2 separate regions of the Mus musculus genome follow, and region 2 is linked to region 1. The links are chromatin contacts, found by Hi-C in ENCODE. All regions are on one chromosome and are shown on one strand. The core of a region is the stretch at or near the end of the contact, and the rest is flanking DNA. Distances in the headings are between cores, read along the strand shown.

What was found. Hi-C counts contacts between places; a loop is a spot of excess contacts on that map.
Region 2: a map of T-helper 2 cell shows a loop between it and region 1 (14-fold over the local background). The contact joins the promoter of Dguok here to the promoter of Rpl34-ps1 in region 1. A Hi-C loop is called at or near these places in 4 of 37 maps with a recorded cell type or tissue (T-helper 1 cell, T-helper 17 cell, T-helper 2 cell and 1 more).

Annotation. Positions count from the first base shown.
Region 1 is chr6:71,122,615-71,125,887 of GRCm38, forward strand. It overlaps Rpl34-ps1 (ribosomal protein L34, pseudogene 1), which reads left to right and starts at 1,975. Exons shown (of 1, transcript NM_001199350.1): 1 at 1,975-2,387. The coding sequence starts at 1,996. The coding sequence ends at 2,349.
Region 2 is chr6:83,504,903-83,508,252 of GRCm38, forward strand. It overlaps Dguok (deoxyguanosine kinase), which reads right to left and starts at 2,067. Exons shown (of 7, transcript NM_013764.2): 1 at 1,846-2,067. The coding sequence starts at 1,987.

The DNA of each region.
Region 1 (3,273 bases), core at 725-3,224:
GCTTTATTGGAGGAGGTATAGCCTTTTAGAGAAAGTGTGTCACTGTGGAGGCAGGGCTTTGAGGTCTCACATAAGTGCTCAAAGCTGACCAGTGTGTTCCGGACCCTCATGGGACTAACCTCAGCTCTTAGAATGACTAAAGTGTCTTTTCTGATGACCCCTGCTCTTATAGAATTCTCTCTCTCTCTCTCTCTCTCTCTCTCTCTCTCTCTCTCTCTCTCTCTCTCTCTCTCTCGTGTATGAGGGGGCATCTTTACCTACTTAGCTATCTCATCAAACCCCCCACCTTACCTTCCTCTTCAAATGTAACTAACCTGGCTTTAAATATGAGTCTTGTTATTTCCTCCCCCCAGGTACTGCTCATCTCAGGGAACAAAGGGTGTCATGCCCTCTCTGCTCCACCATCCTCATGGGGACAAGGTATTTGCATCTGCTCCATGTTTCTCCATCTTGCACCTATGCACCTATAGTTTGAGGCAGAGCCAGTCCAGGGGAGCTTTCTCTGGTAGCGTAAGGGCCAGAACCAGGTGACAACCATAGGAATGGAAGGCCATGGAGTTGAGACAACCTGCACTTAATCTGAATGTAGAGTGGTAGGGTCGTCGGCTTTTCCCAGGGGCTGTGCACACCAGTACTCTCTCATTTCCTCAGATTTGGAAGCTGGTGACTAGATACCTCCAGGGAAGTCCCCACACTACCATGACTGTTCCCTCAAGAATCCATACCCAGGCTCCTTCTCCAGAACCAAGTCTGTTCTGACTGACTGAGGGTCTTATCAGGAGAAATGGCTGTGCACACTGGATCTCATTTGCCCCACCCTGATGATCTGTGTACTAAGGCTAAGGCAGAGGTCCTGTCTGAGACTCAACTTGCTCACCTATAAGAAGTAAGGACTGAGAGAGAGATTTCTCAAAAGGGAATCCAGGAATCTAGGACTTGCTGACCAACCAGCTCCAGGTCAATGAGATACTGTGTCAAAAAAAATAAATAAATAAAAAATGACAGCACCTGAGGAACAACACAGGAGGTTGTTCTCTGGCCTAAACACACACACACACACACCACACACCACACCACACACACACACACTTCTCCAGCAGCAATGCATTTCATGTGTGTGAGTTTGTACACTATTTTTTTCAAATAATTTTCTAGATCCATCTGAATGACTTAAAAATCAAGTCACTGCATAATTTCAGTGTCTGCATTTATATCTGAATCCACAATCACCAGCCAGAAACTCTGTCACACAGGAGGCTGAGGCACTGGGCTAAGCTGGCTCTGAGAGAAGGGAAATGACCTCCCAGCTGCTGTGACTAGGGTGTTCCTGCAGCACAAATGGAAGAAAAGCTTATCAATAGACACCCACAATGATCATGTGCCGGGAGGACACTGCTGGAGTCCACCACAGTCTTGGTACCAGCACATGCGTGTTACACAGTGACAAGGTTATTTTGACTTTCTTGATTCTGTGTTTACGTCTGCTTTTCCTAGTTGAAGCAGTACGGAAGCGTGTCAGTAAGAAGTTTTACACCAGCTCTCTGGTGGTGGAGACAGGTGATTGATGGTTGTGGCTTGCTCCCTGCTAGCCTAGCTCCAGGTTCAATGAGAGATGCTGCCTCAAGGGAATATGATGGAGAGTCACAGAATGGGACACCTGACTCCTCCTCTGGCCTTTGCACAGACATGGGCTTGCTTACTGGGTCTCCCCATCTCCAGCTACTATTGCTCTCTCAGAAATCACAGACAGACAGACAGACAGACAGACAGACGGACGCACGCGAGGGCACACACACACACACACACACACACACACACACACGAGGCATATGTGAACTTTTAAAAGGAGAGAGAGAGGCACCAATAATAAGATGCAATACATTTTTTTAAATTTTTAAGTTATTTTTTATGGAATCCAGGACTTGCTGACTAACCAGCTTTGCTGCTTAGAAAGCTCCAGAACTCTTCCGGGGACGGTGCTCAGAGGCACTCAGGATGGTCCAGCGTTTGACATACCGCCGTAGGCTTTCCTACAACACAGCCTCTAACAAAACTAGGCTGTCTCGAACCCCTGGCAACAGGATTGTTTACCTCTACACCAAGAAGGTTGGGAAAGCACCTAAATCCGCATGTGGCGTGTGCCCAGGCAGACTTCGAGGGGTTCGTGCTGTGCGGCCCAAAGTCCTTATGAGACTGTCTAAGACACAGAAGCACGTCAGCAGGGCCTATGGCGGCTCCATGTGTGCCAAGTGTGTCCGTGACAGGATCAAGCGGGCTTTCCTTATTGAGGAGCAGAAAATCGTTGTGAAAGTGTTGAAGGCACAAGCACAGAGTCAGAAAGCAAAATAGATATGCACATTTTTTAAGTAATAAAAATCAAGACTTGATCTAAAAAAAAAAAAAAAAAAAAAAAAAAAAAAAAAAAAAAAAAAAAAAAGAAAGCTCCAGAACAATGAAAGAGCCTGTCTAAAAAAAATAAAATAAAACAGGGCAGAGCCTGCTGAACAGCACCTGAGGTTGTCCTCTGGGACAAGCCTAGATATGACTCAGTAGTAGAGCACCTGCCTAGCATGTGCAAGGTACTAAGTTCAACCCTCAAACCTTCAGGGTCCCCAGACTTCAGAAAATAAAGTCAGACAGGTGGTTTGCCCATGAGCAATGACAGGAGTGTGGTTGGATTGGCCAGCCCCACCTACTTTAAAGCAAGGACTTTGGATGTGTTCTGCTGCCCTCTGCTGGCTGGGAGAATTATTGCCAGGCTTTCCAGTGGATTTGGAAGGCTTCTTTTCCCCAAGGGAGCCAGAGAGTGCTCACCTTTGCTTGCAGGGTTGCTTACACGCTGCTGGGGTCTGAACCAGAGATACTTAAGCTGAATCGGTTTTACAAGCAACATGATCCCTGATGAGGAGTGAGCCTTGGATCAGAGACAATAGGAAGATAAGAGATGAGGGAGAAGTGACCCTCAACAGGTGGCCTAGCAGCCAAGCTCTGCTTTAAATCTTGACACTGCACCTGTTACAAGGCCCCCACACATGCATGTGTTTCAATGCCTGGCCTTTAGAGGGTGGGACTATTAGGAGGTGGGCCGTCTAGGAAAGCACAGCCAGGTTCTCACACAAAGCAAAGACAGGTGAGGGGGACCAGGGATAAAGAAAAGGGGGGCAAAGAGGAGTGGAGACTAGGAGGAGGCTGGAAACCCAAGGGAACCCCACTGGCTCTCCAGAGTAGCTTCAATGAACACTTCACACAGAACTCAAAGCCATCATCTCCCAG
Region 2 (3,350 bases), core at 817-3,316, about 12 Mb after region 1:
GAACACACACCTCATCTATCACCAGGCCCCCCTGGCCTACCTTAAACTCTAACTTTCACCGGGGTCCAGCTTAGCTTGTTATACTGCAATGGCTTCCTAACTGAAACCTTCCACTTCCTATGCACTGAGCAGAGATGCTTTCATCTCTCAACACCTCAAACCATTGAATGGCTTCCTGTCTCAGGGTGTTATCCATGGGAGGCCTGTCCTTTTCTGATGAGAAACGCAAGAATGGATGGAGGGTAGTGGAGGGAGAGGCTGGGAGGAGAGGAAGGAGGAAATTGCCGTTGGGATATAATATATAAGAGAGTAAAATTTAAAATTAAGAAAACAACCCACGATAGTCTTTGGGATCTACACAACCCGGTCCTCCTTCATCCACCTGATCATTTCCTCCACTGCCCTCCTTGGTGACTCTACTTTGGCTGGAATGGGTTCCCTCCTGCTCACTGAACACACCATTCTATCCCCAGGCCTTCCGACTTGCTCTGCCTGGAATACTGTTGGTCAGCTGCCCACCTCGCTCACTCCCCCACACTGTTCAGGTTATTGATCCAGCATCCCTTCACCAGTGAGGTACTTGGCAATTACTATATTTGGAAGACAGACAACCACCCTCAACCTCTCATCTTACTCATCAATAGCTCATCCACTGTTTATTTACCCCGCTTAATTAATTTCTGTAGCTTTATTATGTATCACTTCCTATTAAAGTGCAGAATTTTTATTTGATCTGGTCATGGCTGTATCCGTAGGGTCAAGGAACAGTGCCAGCACAGAGAAGACACTCAAAGGGCGATTTGCTGAATGAATAAAACGAGAAACTATTTGCTGCTAGAATGTCTTGAGCAGCCCACACCTGATAGCATTATCAGCATCTGTGCAGAGCTAAGTACCCTCAGAATTCAGCAACAGTGAGTTGAGCCATTTTCCTTCCATGTTGCTTTTTTGTTTTTTAAGATACTGGGTTACTTATAACAAAATATATAATAAGTATCTATTTCTAAATTTAAGAAGCATGATCCTTCCTAACCAGGCAGGCAACTTTCTGTGAGTTTGAGCCCAGCTTGGTCTAAATAGCAAGATCCAAGCCAGCTAGGGCTACACAGTGACTGTTTCAAAACAATAGAACACTGTCATAATAATTTGTAGTGCAATTAACATGGGGGTACAGCAAAATAGTGAAAATGGAATCTGTTAAGAATTGATCTAAGCCAGGCGGTGGTGCCACATCCCCTTAATCCCAGCACAAGGGAGGCAAGGGGCAGGCGGATCTCTTCTGAGTTCTAGGCCAGCCTGGTCTACAGAGCGGGTTCCAGGACAGTCAACGCTACACAGAGAAACCTTGTCTCAGGGGAAAAAAAAAAAAAAAAAAAGTCTAAATAAACAATGGCTCATTTTTTAAGTGTATGCCCCAAATACTGCATGTGACACACCAAAATTATCTTAAACTATGTAAACTGGACATTTATTTTTATTTTTGCTAAATCTGGTGATGCTATTTTAGGAAAAGAACCGGCACACTGTCGCATCTATTTCTAGCGAATGAAACATGCCAGTAAACCAGTATAATTCTGGGGCTATCTAAAGCCTGCGTCAGGCTATTACGTCCCCGTGGGTGAGTAGGTGGGCGGGTACTGGGGCCCAATGTCTCCCAAAATCAAAACCCGCGGTGCACTGTGGGAGAAAGGCCTGACATGCAGAACCGGCCGGCAGGTTGGGCGGTGGCAGCAGAAGGGGTCAGGTGGGCAGGGTGGGACAGATCTGAGGCCAACTTCTTTTCCCAGCCTCTCAGCCACCTACTCGGCGGAGGCCAAGGCTCGACAGCCACTTTCTGGCCCTTACCGATGTTGCCTTCAATGCAGAGCCTTCGGGGGCCGCCCCCGTCGTGCATGGCCCTGGCGTGTGGCGCGTCCACGAGCGCGTTCCGCAGCGGGGAACGGAAAGACGCTCGGAGACGACGCAGAAGGAACCGACCTGCAGCCATCCTACCCAAGCCGAGCAAGGCGGGCACTTCCGCCGAGAGCACTTCCGCCTGCGATCAAGCGACGCCAGCGCACCTTTGACGTCAGAGGGCCGTCAGGCAGGAAGTGGCTGGTTTTAGCTCTCTAGGCGGGTGAGGCCGCAGGAGCTGCTCTGTTCTCGCGACATTTGCAGGGACGATGTGGGAGTGTCTCGGTGTTGTGGTGTAGGAGGGTGTGCTGAAGTAGAGTTCAGGCGTCCGTAGCCCTCTCATCGTTTTAATTAATATGTGTATATTGCATATTAGTATGGTGTACAGGGTGAGTCGCAGGACAGTCAGGGCTACACAAAGAAACCCTGTCTTGAAAAACAGAACAACAAAAATCTTGTTATACTTATTTATTTTGATATTTTGAGACAAGGTCTCATGTAGTGCAGTTGGTCCTCCTGCCTCCCCGTCCCAAGTGGTGAGCCTACAATGTGTGTTCCAGCATGCTCATTACGTATCATTTTACTTACTCATTAATGGCGCACTTGTAGAGGTCAGGACGACTTATAAGAGTCTGCTCAAACTCAGGCTATCAGTCTTGGCAGCTAGTGTTTTTACCTGCTGAGCCGTCTCACTGGCCCTAAGATAAATGCCTTCTTCCTCCATACTTTGGGACTTTATTGCCTACAGGAAGAGACTGGACTGTTTTAAGCAGGAAGGGAACAATCCAATAACTTACACAAGTAATGTTTCGCATCCTGTGTAACTGTCAGCACAATGTTGGACCATTTATTTTATCACACCCCATTTTATTTTGACCTTTAAATAGGTAAATGTTCACTTGGAGGAATCTCATCAGGATAACGAGTTGGATTAAGCATGGTATTGGCTCTGTAAGAATGAATCCTGGAGAGGAGACATGTACAGGACTATATGCAGTGAGTGAGGGGAGAGGAGGCATGGAAGAGACTTTCTGAAACATAAAATCTACAGTCCTGCAGTTGTTGGAAAGATGTGACCTGTGGAGCCTAGCACACACAAAGCTGTGGGCTGGATCTGGAGCAGAGAACTCCAGTATGGTGGCACACGCCTGTAATCCTAGAACTTGAGAGGTGGAGGTAGGAGGCTCAGAAGTTCAGTCATCCTTGGCTACACAGTGCATTGGAGGCCATCTTGGGATGTACGAGACTAGCTCAAAAAGGAGGAGGGGGCTTGCAAGTTGACTAAAGGCACTTGCTGCTAAGCCTGTTCACCACAGGGTCACAATCCTCAGGTCCCACGTGGTGAAATGAGAGAACCACCACCTGAAAGGTGTCCTCTGACCACTGCACTTAGCCTTGGCTACAACAACTATAATCTAGGTAGGATTCTCGTGGAGATCGGAGCCGCTAAATTCTAT